3 separate regions of the Homo sapiens genome follow, and regions 1 and 2 are each linked to region 3. The links are chromatin loops, found by intact Hi-C in ENCODE. Cell type or tissue: dorsolateral prefrontal cortex. All regions are shown on one strand. Each heading gives the region's core, and the rest is flanking DNA. Links, peaks and the distances in the headings are about the cores only. Region 1 has its middle 160 kb from the start of LAMA2. Region 2 overlaps PTPRK (protein tyrosine phosphatase receptor type K). Region 3 overlaps THEMIS (thymocyte selection associated).

What was found. A loop is a pair of places that touch in the nucleus more often than their neighbours do. Peaks named below come from ENCODE experiments on the same cell type or tissue, not always from the same donor. Only the 100,000 strongest peaks of a DNase experiment are listed, where the experiment ranks them.
Region 1: a loop joins it to region 3, with 4 times the contacts of the local background. A loop is called at or near these places in 32 of 110 quality-filtered maps.
Region 2: it touches region 3 in a loop (3-fold over the local background); 14 of 110 quality-filtered maps call a loop at or near these places.

Annotation. Positions count from the first base shown.
Region 1 is chr6:128,722,461-128,728,575 of GRCh38, forward strand. No RefSeq gene overlaps it. Among named protein-coding and RNA genes, the nearest start is that of LAMA2, 160 kb to the right of the region's middle. In dorsolateral prefrontal cortex, for the core only: CTCF peaks have their summits at 3,349 (motif pointing right) and 3,548; no DNase peak of the experiment used is centred there.
Region 2 is chr6:127,978,385-127,984,499 of GRCh38, forward strand. PTPRK (protein tyrosine phosphatase receptor type K) reads right to left here. Exons shown (of 30, transcript NM_002844.4): 23 at 4,858-4,993; 24 at 4,447-4,596; 25 at 2,732-2,905. Among named protein-coding and RNA genes, the nearest start is that of PTPRK-AS1, 46 kb to the right of the region's middle. In dorsolateral prefrontal cortex, for the core only: CTCF peaks have their summits at 2,678 and 2,879; a DNase peak (open chromatin) is centred at 2,827; H3K4me3 peaks cover 369 bases; H3K27ac peaks cover 585 bases.
Region 3 is chr6:127,852,327-127,858,441 of GRCh38, forward strand. It overlaps THEMIS (thymocyte selection associated), which reads right to left. Exons shown (of 6, transcript NM_001010923.3): 2 at 2,704-2,862. Among named protein-coding and RNA genes, the nearest start is that of THEMIS, 46 kb to the right of the region's middle. In dorsolateral prefrontal cortex, for the core only: CTCF peaks have their summits at 1,806 (motif pointing right), 3,433 and 3,636; a DNase peak (open chromatin) is centred at 3,435; H3K4me3 peaks cover 544 bases; H3K27ac peaks cover 2,230 bases.

The DNA of each region.
Region 1 (6,115 bases), core at 384-5,383, 870 kb after region 3:
TGGAATTGCAGTCAAAGTGACATAGACTGATGGAGAGATGTCAGGCTCAGAAAAAGCATTTCCTTATAGCCTCTTATTTGGTAATTAGTGGCAGATCTGCTTTAGAAACCAGATTCACTCTAATTTCAGCTAAACTACACTATCCCTTTTGCAGTTGAATGTTTAGACTTAAGCATAAGACTTCACATTCATCTTATTTAATATTGTCTTTAAATTACCCTGTTCTCTTAAGCTAATCCAGATGGTTTGGGGATTTTGGTTAAACAAAACAACATAGTCTCTTCATAGTTTTAGGTCACATTACAGATTTATCTAAGTTACTGCTTAAATGTTTTCATTGTATAGAACAAAGGATAGGATATCAGTCTGAGTTTTTGTATCGAAAGTCTCCTTGTTTTAAGGATATGGATGTTAAAGGTAGACTTTCACAAAACTGTGCTGTCAGCCACCTGTCCTTGGGATGTTCCCATGTTCCTATCTTTCCTTTTGTTGCTTTGCCTTCCGGTTGTATCTTCCACTCTGAACCCACCCAGAAGCATTAGACTCGCATTCTTCCCCAGCTTTTCCCCATGTGGCTGAACCTGCTTTCCCTATACAGCCTTTAAATATGGTCCTCATCCTCGTCAAAGTGCTTGCTCTCACTCAGTCTCTTTCTCGTATCTATCTGTCTATCATCCATCCATCCATCCATCCATCCATCTATCTACCTACCCACCTACCAATCATCCACATATCTATCATCTATCATCTCTCTCTCTCCCCCCCTCTCTCTCTGTCTCTTTTGTCTACCCATTTATTCCGTATAGGCAGCTGTTCTTGATTTTCACATGGATATGATGAATATGCTTACACTTTTATTTAAACAGCTTTATATGTTACCTCTTCCAGGAGAGTCTAAATTTGAAAGGAAAATTTGACCTTGAACTTTTCCATAGATTTATTCCAAATAGAAGAATAAGTCTCTTTGAACCCAAAGGACTTGGAAAAATAGATTAAAGCACTCCAGCAAATACTAAATGTCTCTATTTAGTATACATACTAAATACTAAATATCTTTGGATCCCTATGTTTTGTCTGTATAATTCAAGCATTGCTGAATTATACTTCATAATACGTTTAATATAAAATTGTGGTTTCAACTATGAAATAAAATGAATCATTATTTCACCAAATCTTTAATACGATGGATTGCCCAACAAGGTGTCTTCTGTTATACCCTCACTCCTCATGCTTTCTTGCATATCACGCCCCCAAAGCACAGTATTTACTACTTAACTTTTGTATGCATTTGCATTTGAAGAGTGTGTGTTTGAGTAGGGTATTGTCTTGCAGTATCGTTTGGTAAAGAGAGGTTGCCTTCCCAACATTTCTCAGGGACCTGCTATGCTTACTTGTAGGAGTTACATGTAAAGAAAACCACAATGTGTACATAAGTTCCTTCCTGAGATTTCCATGCACTTTGAAAGCTGAATTTCTAAGAGACCATTTCAGTGTCTTAGTCACTGAATGAATTAAATTAGTCACTGGAAGGTATTGATGCAGCTTTTAAAAGAAACAGTAGTTCCCAGAGAGTGCTAATGCTCTGCTAGAATGAGCACCAGTAGGCAGGTAAATCAGTCACACAAAATGAAATTATGTATGCACCTATTAAAGATTACCTTCTTGCTAAATAAATGAAAAATTTTATGATAGACATATTGCTTGTGATTGAAAGTCCTTGATTGCAGTGGTGCAATGACAACAGGAACTCAAGGGAACCCGCTTGAATGAATTCTTTTTATAAAAAATATTGAAAATGCACATTAAAAAGAGGTATTTTACTTTCTTCCAAATGTTTAAATCAGAAACACAACAGAGTAAAATAAATCTCTTAGTGCTAAATAATCTTAGAGAGTAAAATCTTGTTTTTTGTTAATACAAATAACATTCTTTCAGAGCATTATTTTAAATAATTTAGCAAGTGTGATCTAAATAGTTTACAGTTACAATGTACATAACAGATATTTACTAGGAACCATTCATATGAAATAAAAAAGGGATGCCTTTGCTGATAAAGGTGAGGGGGCCACTACAGGATAAAGTCAGAGGATATAGGAGAAAAATAAATAGAAAAATCTACTTGCAACCAAATTCAGGGACTTTGGAGGGTTTAAATGACTAACACAAAATGTTTGCTGGTAGAACTGGCACTTAGAAAGCATAAGATACCAACTGTAAAGATCTCACCAAGCAAAAGGCTCTCTTTTCATGGAAGCAGTAGAACAGTGAGAAAATAAATTCAAATCCTAAGAACTAACCGTGTTGTATGGATGATGGATGATGTGTCTTCAGTTATTGTTAATATAAAATTTCTATTGTCCTTTTAAATTCCACCTACCATATTAAATTGGCAGTTTCATCGCCATATTCCAATTCCTTCTCATGCTTAATTCCCTCATCATTCTGTACTGTTTCTTCTCATGTCCGTACAAGTACAAGGAAGTGGCAGAGCTGTCCTCAGCACAAACTTTGCCTAAGCGTCTCTTATGCCACTTTGGCACCTGAGACTCAAAAGGGGAGCATGAAACGTCTAATTTTTGCTTAGCTCTGTGCTGGTGCCAAGCCAGCTCCAGTCAAGAGATTTAGTAAATAATGGCAATAAAACTTATTAAGAAAGAATGTCAGGGCTTTCCTACATACTGTATATTTTTTTTCTCCAGGAAGAATTTCCCTTCAAATGTAAGATTTCCCTGTCCTAGCATGTGCGCTTTTTGCCAAAATCTCCTCTTGTTGAGTGACAATGAGTTCAAATGATGCAGTAAGTCACTTTTGACCTCTCATTTCATTCATTTTGTCACAAGTGACAGGTGTTTAAGCTGAACTATTTTCCTGCTTCTGCAGGACTAATGACCTTGAGCTTGTGAAGGTAAATTTTTTGAGGCAAAAACTAGTAAGGAAGTAAATGATTCTCTCAAGATTTCCTTACTAAATACTTCACAGAAGTCTAATGCTGCGGCTTAAGTATGAATTGTCATCTTCAGTACAATGTGGAGTTAATATTTAGCCTTTATTTTTTTTCCTTGACTAGTTTTCTCTTTGCTCACTCAAGCAAATCTTGTGCCTTTTCCTTTTATGTTATTCATTTTTGATTTGTACACTTTTCATCAGTGAAGGGGAGTTTCTGTGGGAGGAATTGTTGTCATTTGAAAGATTCTCTTAAAGCATTTGAATGATATCTTAAATAATAGCGATTTATGTGTCTAAAGGCAATTAAGGTAAATAAATTCAGTATTTTGACTTTTTAAAATAATGCATGTTATTGAATTCTTCCCCACATTGTTGAAACTTTGCATGAATTTGGTTTCTAAAGGCCAACGCTAGGGGTCACCCTTCCTTATTTTAAAGTTTTAGTCATTGTCCAGAACCCACTGACAGCCCATTAATCTCCAAAGAAAGTAAGGAATTTTGTAAAGAAAAGCAAAAGACTTTGGCTCTAAGAGTGCTAGTAATGTTGCTTTTTGTCCTTGCCCTGTCCTGAAGCCCAAATTTGTAACAAAATTTTATGAATGAGGAAATGATGTTGAGCTTTTGGGGGGCAAAAATATTCTGAGAATAAAAATTTATTCAGCTTGAGGTAGGACTAAAAAAAATAAGCATTTTAGAGTATTATTTATAGGGTATTATTTGAAACCATTAAATTTAAAAATGCATTTTTAATTTAATAACCTGTATTATAGATATGATACTGAGTTTACTTAAGAAAATAGTACAAATGTCTTCATAAAATGAAATGGGAGGACTTAATGATTATGCATATCAGACTATGGGCTTATAAAAGTTAGCTGAGAATGAAATTTTAGATAAAAAGTGTATGCTGAAATATATAATGTTTGTTCATGCTTTTTTGTTTGGCGTGTGTGTGAGTGTCTGGTTGAAAGAATATTTCCATGTATAATGATGCAAAGAATTTGCATAGTAGAAATCACTAGTTCATAGATTTGCTCTGCAGTTGTTTTGAAGGTAAGTTTAATAATTTTGTCAGGAAGCTGGTGTCTCACTCTGTCCCTATTTCTTCTTAGCTGGATTATTTCACACATAATATGGCTCTAAAAGAGATCACAATTCTCTCCAACAGTCTTGAACTGTTTTTGCTTTCATTTAAAAACAGTTACCTCTGCCCTTATACTTTTTCCTTGTTTTGAAAGTGTTCCCATTGATCTTTTATTTCATTCATCCAGATTATAAAGATAATAATCTCAGTTATGAAATGTTTATTTGCTAAGCACAGAGGCTTCGCATCTTCATTTTCGAGGTGAAGAAACTGAGGCACAGTAATGTAAATGGAATGCCAGAAGCAGGATCTGAACTGAGGCTGCCAGACACCAGAATATATGAATACATTCCTAAACTTTAGGTTGTGCCGAATTGGCTACCCAACCACAAAACTGCATATCAGTTACACAGCACACATGCATAAGTGCCCCCAAAGCACCTAAACATGAGGTGGGAAATGCACAATTACCAGGAATTTTCTGAAGATACTGATGTAATTTCAAATGAATGATTCTAACAGTGGCATTTTGGACACAGTAGTGGGATCAGTAGAGTGCCTATCTGAAAAAAGTGGGGATCACACAACATCCTCAATTTTCCCACAAAGGAAGCACATCAACTAGCAGAGCCAGCAGCCTTTGTAGCAACAACTGGGTAACTCACTCCTTGGGGACAGTGATGTTTGAGTGTGTTGGGAAGACAGGGAATGGTTAAACAGGATATAATGACATTTAATTGGTTCTTTAGGCAGGATCCCCCCCATCTATAGCTTTCCCCAAATTCAGAGGAACAACAAATTTCTCCTTCCTCTGTGCGCCTTGGCAATTTGTATATATGTTATTACTGTAATTTTCTCATTACCTCATAATTATGTCTTTGGTTTCCTGCACCTAATCTATACACTCACAGAAGTTGAGACTGTCTTGTTCCTTGTGGCATCACCAACATATATCACAGTGTCAAACATATGAGAAACTGAAAACAGTTGTGAAGAAATGAATTTCTAATTTTAAGAGACTCTTTGCCATATTTTTCAATATAAGACTAAAATGTTGCATAACAGCATTAAGGTGAGAATTGGGGCTGGGTGTGCAGGGATGCTGTGCTAGACAGATGCAGCAAGTTACAAGTGATTCAGAGAGAGAAAAAGGGAAGGGAAGGGAGGGAAGGGAAAAGTAGGGGAGGGAGGGGAAGGGAGGTGGAGGAAAAAGGAAAGGAAAATGATGAGGCTCACCTCATACCTGGACCAACGTTGCTTTTCTGTGCCGGTTTCCAGGTGGCAGTCTATATATTGCACTGCAAAGGTTAAAATAATCCTTTGCCAAACTGAGTTTGGTATAGGCAATTAAATCTCTGCTTCATTGTCAGCATTGACAGAAACTATTTTGGGGCTGAGGAAACAACCTCTTGTCTTCTAGATGCCTGATGAGACATCTGTCACTCGGCATCCCTACCTGCTGCTCCTGTTTACACCTCATCAGTCTAGTTACAAAATCTGCCAATTTCCCATGTTTGCCCACGACATTTTTACTCACACTTGATTTTTCTGGAGTTGAGAAACCCTCTTTGAGATTTAAGAAGTCATGGAGAAGACTTAAATCATGGAAATTTAAGAAGTCACATGCCGACTTCTATATTGGCTTTGTTCTGTGCACTTAACCCATTCCATCTCTCTCCTCTTTTCTCTGAGCAAATCCTTCTCCTGGCCTCAGGCAGCCTTGGTACCAGCAAGTGGAGGGAAGGGAAGAAATTAGCAAGAAAGTTTTCACTTGACTGATGCGTTCAAGAGCTGGCGTTGAGCTCTCTGTGTCTTGATCTTGTTTTGAGCTACCTTTTTCCTCTTAAAGCACTTTTGGGGTTCCTTACAGACTCTCCCACTTCCACCTCATGTTGTAGATGACCTCACACCTGTAGTTCTCTTGAGAGGGAAAGTTTCTTCTCCACCTTTAAATTTAGACATACATTACTCTCTAAATGGTTTCTTCAAAGACCTCTGCTTGGTTTTGAGATCAAGAAAAAAGAACTCCTAATTCTATTTCCCTTGCAGAGGAGAAGCACAGCACACAAACTTGCCAAAAATTCT
Region 2 (6,115 bases), core at 303-5,302, 130 kb after region 3:
TTATAAGGGGCTTCCCCCTTTGCTTGGCACTCCTTCCCCTTCCTGCCACCATGAGAAGAAGGACGGGTTTGCTTCCCCTTCGGCCATAATTGCAGGGATCCTGAGGCCTCCCCAGCCCTGTGGAACTGTGAGTCAATTAAAACTCTTTCCTTTATAAATTACCCAGTCTCAGGTATGTTTTTATTAGCAGTGTGAGAATGAACTAATACAATGAGAAAAGTTAGAAGAAAGGAAGCTCTTCTTCCAATCAAATGTCTGCTCCATGCAAAGGTAAGTCAAAGCAGACTGACGGCTATCTACTCATTTTTTGAGCCACAGGGGAGGGGATATGCATGAGGAGGAGCTGATAAGAGAGGAGAAGACTGAAGACTTCCTATTCTTTTTCCCTCTAAATGCAGGAACATATGTAAGGCTTTGAAATTACAGAATTCTTGGCCCTAGCTCCTAATCCCTCATAGACCTGGCAAAAGGGTACTAATGATGGGGATAAAGGGTAGGGAGAAAGAAGTGAACAATAAACCCTGTTCTTGTAAATCAAACCAGCTTTACTTCTCCAACGGTTCATTTGCACTACTAAATCCCCAGAACAGCTTTAACTATGAAATGTCTTTTTTTTGAATCACAGGGGATTAAGCAGACAGTAAGAGCAGGTGGATTACAAGCTTCAACTTTCATACAGAAAAAAAGACAAGCTTGGACAAGAAAGCAAGACCCCATCTTTACAAAAAATAATAAAAAAAAAATTAGCTGGGCATGATGGCATACACCTTAGTTCTAGCTACTTGGTAGGCTGAGGTGGGAGGACCACTTGAGCCCAGGAGATTGAGGCTGCAGTCATCTGTGATCATGCACGACACTCCAGCCTGTGCTACAGAGTGAGAGCTTGTCTCAAAAAGAAAAAGAAAAAAGAAAAGAAAAGGAGACAATCTGGACATTGAGAAAAATTTGACAAAGATGCCAATGGCAAAAAATTCAAAGGCATCAATGCTTTTCTAAATATTATTATTTTCTCCTTTTCTTGTTCACACATCCTTTTTTTATTCCATATTTAGATGCAGAAATGAAAAAGTATTGTATGCCATCTCTCTATTTAGTATATTTGCCTTTCCAGACACCTAATATAAAAAGAAAAGGTATAATTAGGATTTAATGTGATTTCAGTGGATGTGATTAATGGCCAGGCAAGACTCCGATCACAGCAAGGATGAGAGCTTTTCACAGGCAAGAGTGACCACAGCAAGGACGAGAGCCTGCCTTTAGACTATTCCGCTTTGCAGCACCAAAAAGAGTAAAGTAACTGGTGAAGACTACTCGTAGAAACAGAATGTGGGCTTAACAGGAACAATAACTTAGAAAGCCTGTTATAGTCAGAAAGAAATGAACCGTGGCTTCTAATTTCTCCTTGATATGGTTTCATAGGAGAAAGGGCAAAAGCTAGAAATGAAGGCAGTAAACTGTTTAAAAAGATTATAAACCATGATAGCTTTCTTGCTTCTTTCCAACATAATCAAAGTAAAGTGGCCAAAGTCATAATTTAAAACTTTCTTTCCTTGGGAGGCCAAGGTGGGCGGATCATGAGGTCAGGAGTTTGAGACCAGCCTGGCCAATGTGGTGAAATCTCATCTCTACTAAAAATACAAAAAAGGCCCGGCACGGTGGCTTACGCCTGTAATCCCAGTACTTTGGGGGGCCGAGGCAGGTGGATCACCTGAGGTCAGGAGTTCAATACCAATCTGACCAACATGGTGAAACCCCATCTCTACTAAATACAAAAAATTAGCCGTGCATGGTGGTGCATGCCTGTAGTCCCAGCTACTTGGGAGGCAAAGGCAGGAGAATCGCTTGAACCTGGGAAGCAGAGGTTGCAGTGAGCCGAGATTGTGCCATTGCACTCCAGCCTGGGCAACAAGAGCGAAACTCTGTCTCAAAAACAAAAACAACAACAAACAAACAAAATAAGCGGGGTGTGGTAGAGCACGCTCCTGTATTCCAAGTTACTCAAGAGTCTGAGGCAGGAGAATTGCTTGAACCTGGGAGGCGGAGGTTGCAGTGAGCTGAGATCATGCCACTGCACTCCAGCCTGGGCGACAGAGTGAGACTCTGTCTAAAAAAAAAAAAACCAAAAACTAAAACAGAAAACTTTCTTTCCATATTGTTCTGTCTATGGGCTATATAACACCCTGCAATTTAAGATTTTAGAATGGGGCAAGATTGTTCTTTCATTATGATGGATGTGTTAACATAATACCATCCATCCCCTCTCTAGTTACTTATAATAGTCCTTATTGATTAATGGCCAACAAATTAATTGTAAATTATTGAAACATTAAATGTCAGAAATAAAAATTTCCCAAATTAACATGATTTTTGTAGGATTTGGCATTCTGTGATTTAAAAAATTCATTTCTAATTATATTCAAAATAGATAAGGCATGATTTTCTTTTCTGAAAATAATTAAGATGAAATTTATAACTTGCAATATTTACTACATGAATATAATAATTGACAATCAAGCTCCAAATCTACAATAAAGCTATAAAAATGACAGTTCTTAAGAATCTCTATAGGGAAAACCTAAAATCATTTTCCAAAAAAATGTGTTTCAATAAAAGTTTCCACTTTTCCTTTTTAGGTTATTTTAATTTCCTCGAAAAGAAAACTAGCCAGTGTTCAGTTGCATTATGTAGCTTTCCACAACACTCTACACTAACAAAGAGGGCAGTCTCTTACGTCCATAAGAGCAGCATTGATGTAGTTACTGCTCTCCCCATCAATTGTAATTAAAAAAGGCAGACATCTGTCAGGTGGCAGCATGTCCATGAAACGGTTCTTGTCATGGTTCCTTGGCAGGCACGCTATACTGCAGTCTTCAGCTTGTAGTCGAGGGGTGACTGAATTCAGAGTCTAAAAAGAAAAGAGAACCCAGGTTAAAAGACAGTGTGACCCATTTAACAGTATAACACAGATCCATCAGGAATTTAGAAGGCCAAGTAGAAAGTGAAGGATTTGTGCGAGGCAATGGCATTTGCTACTATGACAGGCTGATAGACCTTGTAGTTAAAGCTAATGAAGCCTGAGAAGTGACAAAGAAACAAGACACACATTGTTCAGGGCTCCTCTTCTTAAAAGGAAAAGGTACGCTAAACAACACTGCTACCTGCAAAATGCATTGCCTTAACCAAAGAAAATGCAATCGGGCAGTCCATTATGATAATGACCCTTCATCACACTGGGAAACGGTATCATTTGTAGTAACATCTGGGCTTGCCATATTTGAAGATAAGCTATGGCATGTTGGAAAGAGCACTGGATCAACAATCAAAGAATTTGGTCTCTGCCCTTGATTTTATTTTCACCCACCTTCAGGGGTGTTTTAAGGGCAGTGAAAACATTTAGGGCTATTTTGAAATAACATGTACTACAAACTTCATTTATTATTATTATTACTATTATTATTTTTGAGACAGGGTCTTACTCTGTTGCCCAGGTTGGAGTGCAGTGGCAATATCTTGGCTCACCACAGCCTTCCAGGGTTAAGCAAACTTCCAGGGTCAAGCAATCCTCCCATCTCAACCTCCTGAGTAGCTGGGACTACAGGCATGCACCACCACACCCGGCTATTTTTTATATTTTTTGTAGAGATGAGGTTTTGCCATGTTGGCCAGGCTGGTCTTGAACTGCTGACCTCAAGATCTGCCTGCCTTGGCATCCCAAAGTGCTAGGATTATAGGTGTGAGCTGCCACTGAACCCAGACTCAGTTATAATTAATGTGCTTGATCTCATCACATTGTGAGTGACCCAGGTCAAAATCTGTATGACTGCATGAAAAAAAGGCTATAAATACACACTAAATACACACAAATCACCACTCATTTTGACTTGTTATTATTTCTTTTTTTTTTCTGAGACGGAGTCTCGCTCTGTTGCCCATGCTGGAGTGCAGTGGTGCAATCTCGGCTCACTGCAAGCTCCGCCTGCCAGGTTCACGCCATTCTCCTGCCTCAGCCTCCCGAGTAGCTGGGACTACAGGCACCCGCCACCATGCCTGGCTAATTTTTTTTGTCTTTTTAGTAGAGACGGGGTTTCACCGTGTTAGCCAGGATGGTCTCGATCTCCTGACCTCGTGATCCACCCGCCTCGGCCTCCCAAAGTGCTGGGATTGCAGGCATGAGCCACTGCGCCTGGCCTAATTTTTGACTTTTATGATACCTTTCCCCTTTGCTCTTCCCTAAGTCTGAACTTATTTGTCATTTTGGATATAGTAGATATAAATTCATCAATAGAAAAGTGACTATATAATATGTATAATGAAAGAGATACGTATTGTATTTAAAACAGGATCAAAGGTTATAAATTTGACTTGAAAGACCTTCCTTGAAAGGATTCCTAGCGCCCAGAACAAATTGTAGTAAGTCACAAAAGAGGTTTTAGAAATAGTTAATACCTGAAATTCATCCTTGAGATGTGAAGAGTTAGTCTGGGAGTCTATTCTAATCATATCAAAATATGCAGCTTTAAATTCACAGACAGGTATGGCAGTTTCTCCACATAAGCAGGCTTCTAAAATGGCATCATGAATAAAAATGTACTGTTCCTACCAAAAGAATGAAAAAGAAAATTTTGTACTAGTTTTAGTATCACTTTTCTGTCATCAAAGTTAGGAAATACAGAAAATTTTCTCTATATGGAAATATGAATTAAAACACCAATATTTTTCTATATGACTCAGCTAATATTGATTACACATGAAAAACATCTCTTTCGGTTGAGTAGAGTATATATGAGAGACATCTACTCTTTGTTTGCAAAAAAAATAAAAAATAAAAAAAAGTCCACTACAGGTAAATCTACATACCTCTGTCTGGACCATATTAATACGCCGAGATCTTAAGGCTTTGACACAATTGTAAATATCAACAACACCCTCTCTTTCAGCCATGTCTAGCATGATGTCAATCACAATGTAGCAGCCAGTTCGTCCAGCACCAGCACTGAAAAACAATTAAATTTAATGAATTGTAAGAAGCATGTTAGTCTTCATAACCTTAAATAAGGACTTTTTCCACTGTCAGATAGGTAGAATCAAATTGATTTAACAAACTGCAAGGCACAGCACTTGTCCCTGCTGTGTAAAAGCTTATTAATGTACAAATAGCTTCATGCAGAGTATCTGCTTTGGTATAAACTAAAGATTGGAACAAGAGTTCTAAATTATTTTCAAATTGAAAATAACACTGTTTAAGTTCCACACCTCTCTCACAATTTTCATTTTATGTAAATTTAATACACATAATTTCAAGTTCATAGAATTGATCAAGTGGCAGATTCACGCTTCAAAATTTAACTCAAGATTGAATATTTTTAGATTCATCTAGTTGTGTGTCCTCTGGCAACAATGTGAGAATGTTGGCTCACTCACTGTCTTCACCTCTTGTAAATACCAAGGCAAAAGAAAATTAATTCCCAAAACTTTAAACGGGAAATCTGAGGAGCCACGCTTCACAGGAAATGCAAATGGTGGGGGTGGGCAAGAGAATGACGGTTATCAAAGGGGAGGAGAGTAACAGTGTAAAGACTATTTGAATCATGATCTGAAGAGAAATGAAAATGAATTATTAGGTGTAGAATATGATTCCCAGCAAATCAAAAGGCTAGCCGCTATCTTACTGTATTTAATTCTAAAGTTAATTTTTAAAAATACTTTTAAAAAATTATATTTTAGTCTTTAATTGGCAAATAATAATGTATATATTCTTGGGTACATAGTGATATTTTAATACACATAATGTAGAGTGATCAGAAAAGGGTGATTGGCATATGCGTCCTCTCAAACATGTATCATTTATGTTGTGAACATTCAGTATCTTCCTTCTAGCTCTCTCAAACTAAACATTATCATTTACCAGACTCATCCTACAGTGGTACAGAACACTAAAATGTATTCCTCTATCTCACCATATTTTGTGTCCTTTAATTGTAATATACTGTGATTATTTTGCAGCTGGGGAATGTTTCTCCAATTTTATATATAGAAGTCAATGGGGAAAACAAAATAAGGATTTTTTGCGGGGAGTGGGGAATTCACTTTGTAGTCCAGAGATGCTTCAGTGTAG
Region 3 (6,115 bases), core at 810-5,809:
AAAACTAGAAAGAAGATACACAAAGAAATAGAAGACTTGAACAATACACATAAACCAACAGACATCTGTAGAACACTTACCCAACAAAAATAGAAAATATATTCTTCTCAAGTGAATACAGAACATACTCTAGATCATATATTAGTCCAAAAAAAACAAGTCTCAATACATTTAAAAGGATTGAGTCATACAAAATATGTCATCTGACTATAATAGAATAAAATTAGAAATCAATAGCAAAAGGAAATTTTGGGAAATTTACAAATGAGGAAGAATGTTTTAAAATACCATTTGACTTTTTAAGTCAAAAATCTAATTGGGAACTTAAATAGTTTTAAAATAGTATAAATAAAGAGATGCTGCTATTAAAATTTTTGAATAACATTAGTATCTTTGATTTCTATCTTTCTCCTTAGTGCTGATGTAGAAGAATTATCCCTGTATCTGGGATCCCTTTCATCATTATCTAGGAGTTCTCTTTGAAGAAAGAAACTATACCCTGACCAGTGCCAATCACTTTACCTTTCCATTTTCACTCTGTCCTTTACAATAAAACTGTTTTATAAACATCATTTTCAAATTGTCACTTAATAGATGCAAGATTATCATGCTAATTGGAAGTTCAAAAGAATATTCTAAATAGCAACTCCCCAAATTAAACTGTTAGCCAAAAACTAAGTGTTTTCACTATTCTAATAAGAAAAATTCCTTCTACCAAAGATTCTAGTCATTTTAACTTACTAAATATTTATTATGTGCATCTTTTTCTAAATACCATGGGGATTATTGTAATAAATAAGATTCAGATTCTGCCTCAGCAAACTTGTGATCTATTAGACAGATGGTGGTAGTCAGACAAGTACACAAATAGCCTCAATTACATGCAAAATGTGATAAATGCAATGATTAAGGCACGAAAAACTATAGTGATTTAAAAAGGGAATTGTTACATCTAATTAGAGTACTTAAGAGAGGCATCTTATAAAGTAATGGTTCTCAACACTGGCTGCTCATTAGTATCACACTGGGAGCTTTAAGAAACCTTGATGACCAGACTTTGCCACAGAGCAAACAAATCAGAATATCTCATGTAAGTGGCCTGAACATCAGAATTTTTTAAAGCTCCCTAAGTGATTCTAATGTGCAGCCAAATTTGAGAATCATTGTTATAAAAGATGAGTAAGAAAGAAATAGAATTGAACAATGTGGAAAGTTTCATTTGAAAGGGGACTGAATACTAGAGCACTTGAAAAAATCCTCACTTCAATATAGCTAATATATTTTCATTCTTCCAACCTCAGCCCAATTAAAACATTCCCTAAAAAGCTTTTCCTGACTCCTCCAATGACAGTAATAATATCTTAATAATGGTAACAAAAGCTGACACTTTTTTATGCACCTTTCTATATGCCATGTACCTTTCTAAACACTAAATATATTTCAATACGTAGCCCTCCCAATAACACTAGGAGATAGACAGTATTATTATTCCCATTTTACATGAAAGGAGGGTAAATAACTTGTCAAAGTTATTCAGCTAAGAAGTGGCAGAGCTGGGATTCAAGTACAATGGCTGCAGAATCCCTGTTCTGAAACACAACCAACTATAGTCTGATATTCCTTTTCAAGCCCCACAAAGAACACAAGTATACTTCCATCAAACCATGAAACACATCATATTGTTAAGATTTATGAGATTTTTCTCTTCCACTGGTCATTCATTCATTCATTCAGTTAACAATTCCTGAGCACACACTCTGTGCCAGAAATTGTGCTTGGTATCAGAAATACAAAGTCACATGTTCATATTTTATGTCAAGGAGTTTTAGTCTACAGCAGAGGTCAGCAAACTACAGTAGATGAGTCAAATCCTGCTTGTCACCTGTTTTTGTAAATAAAGTTTTATTGAGCCATAGCCATGCTCATTGGTTTATGTATTATCCAGAGCTGCTTTCGTGCTACCACATAAATAGCATAGTGAAATAGGTGTGACAGAGACCCTCTGGCCACAAAACCTAAAAGATTTACTATTTGGCTCTTTATAGAAAAAGTCTGCCAACCCCTAGTGTAAAAAATATGGCAAATGAGAAAGTCATCAATGACTATCCAGTGAGGTGTATGTTATGAGGCCCAACATACTATGGGAACATAAAAGAGAAATCTAGATTAGGTTAGAGGGTCAGCAAAAGTCTTCTAGATGGCATGATATTTGAGCTAGTTTTGGAGGGCTGAGTAGAGTCAATTAGATAAAAAAGACCAGGCCGACTTTTCAGTAATATTAGACAGGCAAGGTCAACGGTGATCCAAGGAGCTAGAGTAATGACAGTAGGAATAGCAAAGAGGGTAGATAGGCTTAAATGATGTTACTTAGTTCTACAGAATTTATGAAAATATATCTTTGATTTCTTGGTTCTCATTATTTAGCACAACTAGTGGTGTGTATATAGTTGGAACTCACTAAATGTTTGTTAACCAAAGAGATTAATTCTTAAGTACAAGATAAACATCTTTCACTTTAAAAAAGGAGAAAATAGTTGCTTTCCATTCGTTCTTAAAATGATCAAACTATAACAATTCCGGATTTTCCCCCCCATTATCCTAGAGTGAAAAACAGACCATTTTTTTCTTGTTTTTGGTTGTGTATATATACATATTAATAACAATATAGTTGTACAAATGATAAGTGGTTGCAATGTGCTGTACCTGGAAAATTCATAGGCAGTTCAAATGGCTGTAGAGACTCACAACCTTCAATCTGCTCACAAATTTCAGCTATGATCTTCTTAACTTTGAGACCAGTAATTTTAATCACTTCTCCTGTTGAAAAACAGCATTCATTTCCAAACATTTCATAAATAGAGCCTAAAAGGAAAGAAAAGTTAAAACAGCTTTTTAAAAAGAAAACAGTGAAAAACAAAGTAGACTCAAAAGCTTAATATAAAGTGTTTTAATTCAGTTCCTCTCTTAGCTACCTGCTAAACAGGAATTTAATCAAGCTTGGCAAAATGTACAGCATAGACCAGAAAAATATTAGATTTTCACTTTATTCACTGGGCCAAATATAAATAAATCTTATTTTTGTTATTTTTGTAAATTGAATTTATGATTTCCTCAGCACCCTCAGCTCATCTTACCATGGTCAAACTACAAACGTATCTTCCACTACTGAGATTTATGATCTGTTTTTGCTGGGTCACAAAATTAAGCTCATATGACTCAAAAATGATCTAAATAACAACTGCAAACAAGGTTGTCATACAATTGGAGATGAAAAAGAGGGTCTGCACACCAGGGCTTCACATTAAGAGGGTCATATTTATTTATTAGATCTGGTTCTCTTCATTAGCATGAAAGTAAAACTTTTTGCCCATTTTTATCTCTTGGTTTTTGACAAGCTAGAAACCATTCTGAGTATCTTTGTGGCGATAGGGGGCAGACCAACCCAGATAAACTGAAAAGCTTCATTTTAGTCAGTATTTCAATCGTCTTCTTGACAAACCTTTTATCATAGATGCTACAGCTAAGTTTTCATTCACTTATTTTCCTTTAATATTCCCTGATGGAAGGACAGTGAGGAGTAAAATAACCACAAGATGAACAACAGCCAAGAGCAGAGGCAAAAATTCTGGATAATCTACCCCCAGTGAAAAGGAAACAACCCAAAAACTATATCTCTGGCATATTATTGCTTTACAATTCAACACTAACTTAAGGCAAGTATAAATAAACATTATAGAGCTGTGAGCTTTTATATATATCAGTTTTTCCTGACTTCCAAGATGATTTACGTTGTCTTTGCCATACTACATGTGAAGTATATGAGCACAGCGTTTTAGGTTTGCTTGTTTGTTTTCTGAATTTTTCTGTGTAGAACCACCTCCTCATAGAATTGTTCCTGATATGTAGCATGCACCTAGAACATTTTTATGGTATTGATGGTTGCCAGAAAAGTTAGTAAGCCTGGTATCCAATCTAGCTCTAAACAACAACTCTGAGGTCATATCAGAGTCCCAATAGGTAACAGGGCACACTCAAATTAGAATAATTTCAGGAAGTTTATCATAGGGGCCATCTTTAAAAAGAGGCACAGCCAGTTCTAGGCAACCAAAGAAAATAAATGTCCTGACCTCACTCTTCTCCATAGGCATCCCATTAGCCAAATTCTGCCAGAAGCCAGAGGACAAGCGAGCTACTAATGTCCCCACAGAAGTCAGCTTCCCAGGCAGAGTGGGTATGAAAATCCAGCACACCCACATTACTGTCCTTATCTGAGCAAGAAGCATTTTTGCAGACAAGAAGAATACATCTAAAGAATACATATTAAGGATAGTCTATCCATTCCTCAAGCTTCCGGTACATATTTCCATAACCCTCTCCTTGTCTCATACTATTCCCTTAACTACATATGTGCTCATATTTTCGTTAACTTTAATGCTTAATGTTATCAGCAGGCTCAAGTCCTTTGTGGAACAAATTGAGGTATTAAAAATACTAATAAATCCACAGTGACATTTTTCCCCCAATTGACTCTGAATGGTTATTTGCTATGATCCTCATTTGGCAATTAATCACATACTAACATTTTATATCTTTAGTATTATCTCACCCTATACTTAATTTTTTATGAGTTTCAGTTTTTATGACTCCCAATTCAATTTTAAACTTCATGAGAAGAAATATTGCATTACTTTCTTGTATGACTACAACACATCAACTTCCCCTGTTCATTCATTCAGCAAACTTTGATTAAAAAAAAAAACCTACTATGTTGGCGATTGGCAATAGGAATCAGAGATAAAATGCATTATTCATTCCCCCCAGAAGCATTGTCTTGAAGGGAAAGAACAATTAAGCAGACAATTGCAACAGATTAGGAGAAGGGTGTAATAAAGGAAATACAGGGCAATGTGGGAGTATACTGAAGGCATTTAATTATGCAATTACATGAAAAAGAGATTAGAGAAGGATTCCTGGAGGAGATGACTGCAGATTTGAGTTTTAAAGGAAGAGTCACAGGACACCAGGACAGGCAGAGGAAATAGTATTTGAAAAGGCACTGAGATGTGAAAGAGCCTGATACATTCTGGAAACTTCAAGTACTTTGTTATGTCTAAAATGTAAGTAAGAAGGAGGAAGTGGTAAAAACAGAGACTAGGGAAGTAGAGGGAGTCCTGATGGTTCAGAGCATTCATTATTGATTCATTATCAATAAATAAAAAAGCAATTTAAAGTATGAAGCAACCACAAAGTCACAGAATCTACATTTCCAGTTATCATGGTCCAAAAACACATTTAAGGACAGGTCATTTGTACTCTAAGTGTTTGCTATACAAACCTTGGTCCACCACATCACCTGAGAGCTTGTTAGAATCTTAGACCCCAGACCTACTGAATCAGAACCTGTGTTTTTAACAAGATCCCTAGATGATTTATAAGGACATTAAGGTTTGCAAACATTGGCCTAGGCAACAAATGGATAACAATATAGTCTCTGTTTGAAATTGTTGCAAAACTAACATAGAGGGGAAAATGTGTTAAGCAGAGAAAGCACTGGGCATCATTGAGTTAGAGGATGTTATAAGTGGAGAGAGGGAAAGGGAAGGCTTTTAAGTAAAGAAGCAAATAGTAAAATTTTTCTTTGTCATATTAAATGGAACATAATCTAACGTAGCCCATTTCAGCTGAAGTCTGTTGGGCTTAATTTCAGTGCACTGATTATCTAATTGTAAATGTAATGTATATCAAATTGGCTGAGTTGGAATGTCATCTTTCTTTTAAAGGTTCAATTGGAATTCAAAATAAAAAGATAAATTTATGTGAGATTTCATATCAATTCACATGGAATAGAAGCCAGAGAATTCTATAAAAAGAAATTTCATGAGTCTTGGTCACCACAAGAAAAGCTTTTGACTCTTCAGGTCTTTTTCCAAGCAAGTCTTTCCTTTTGGAAGAAAAAAGCTCACTTCTTTCAGTCACATAAGGAAAAGACTATCATGTAAATAATAATCTTTTGTAATTTCTCTTTAATATTTCGTGACTTCCAATGTTCTTCAACCAAGAAAGCTGTTAACTCATTTTTAATAAAGAAAGTGTTCAGAGATGTCCAGCACTAGAA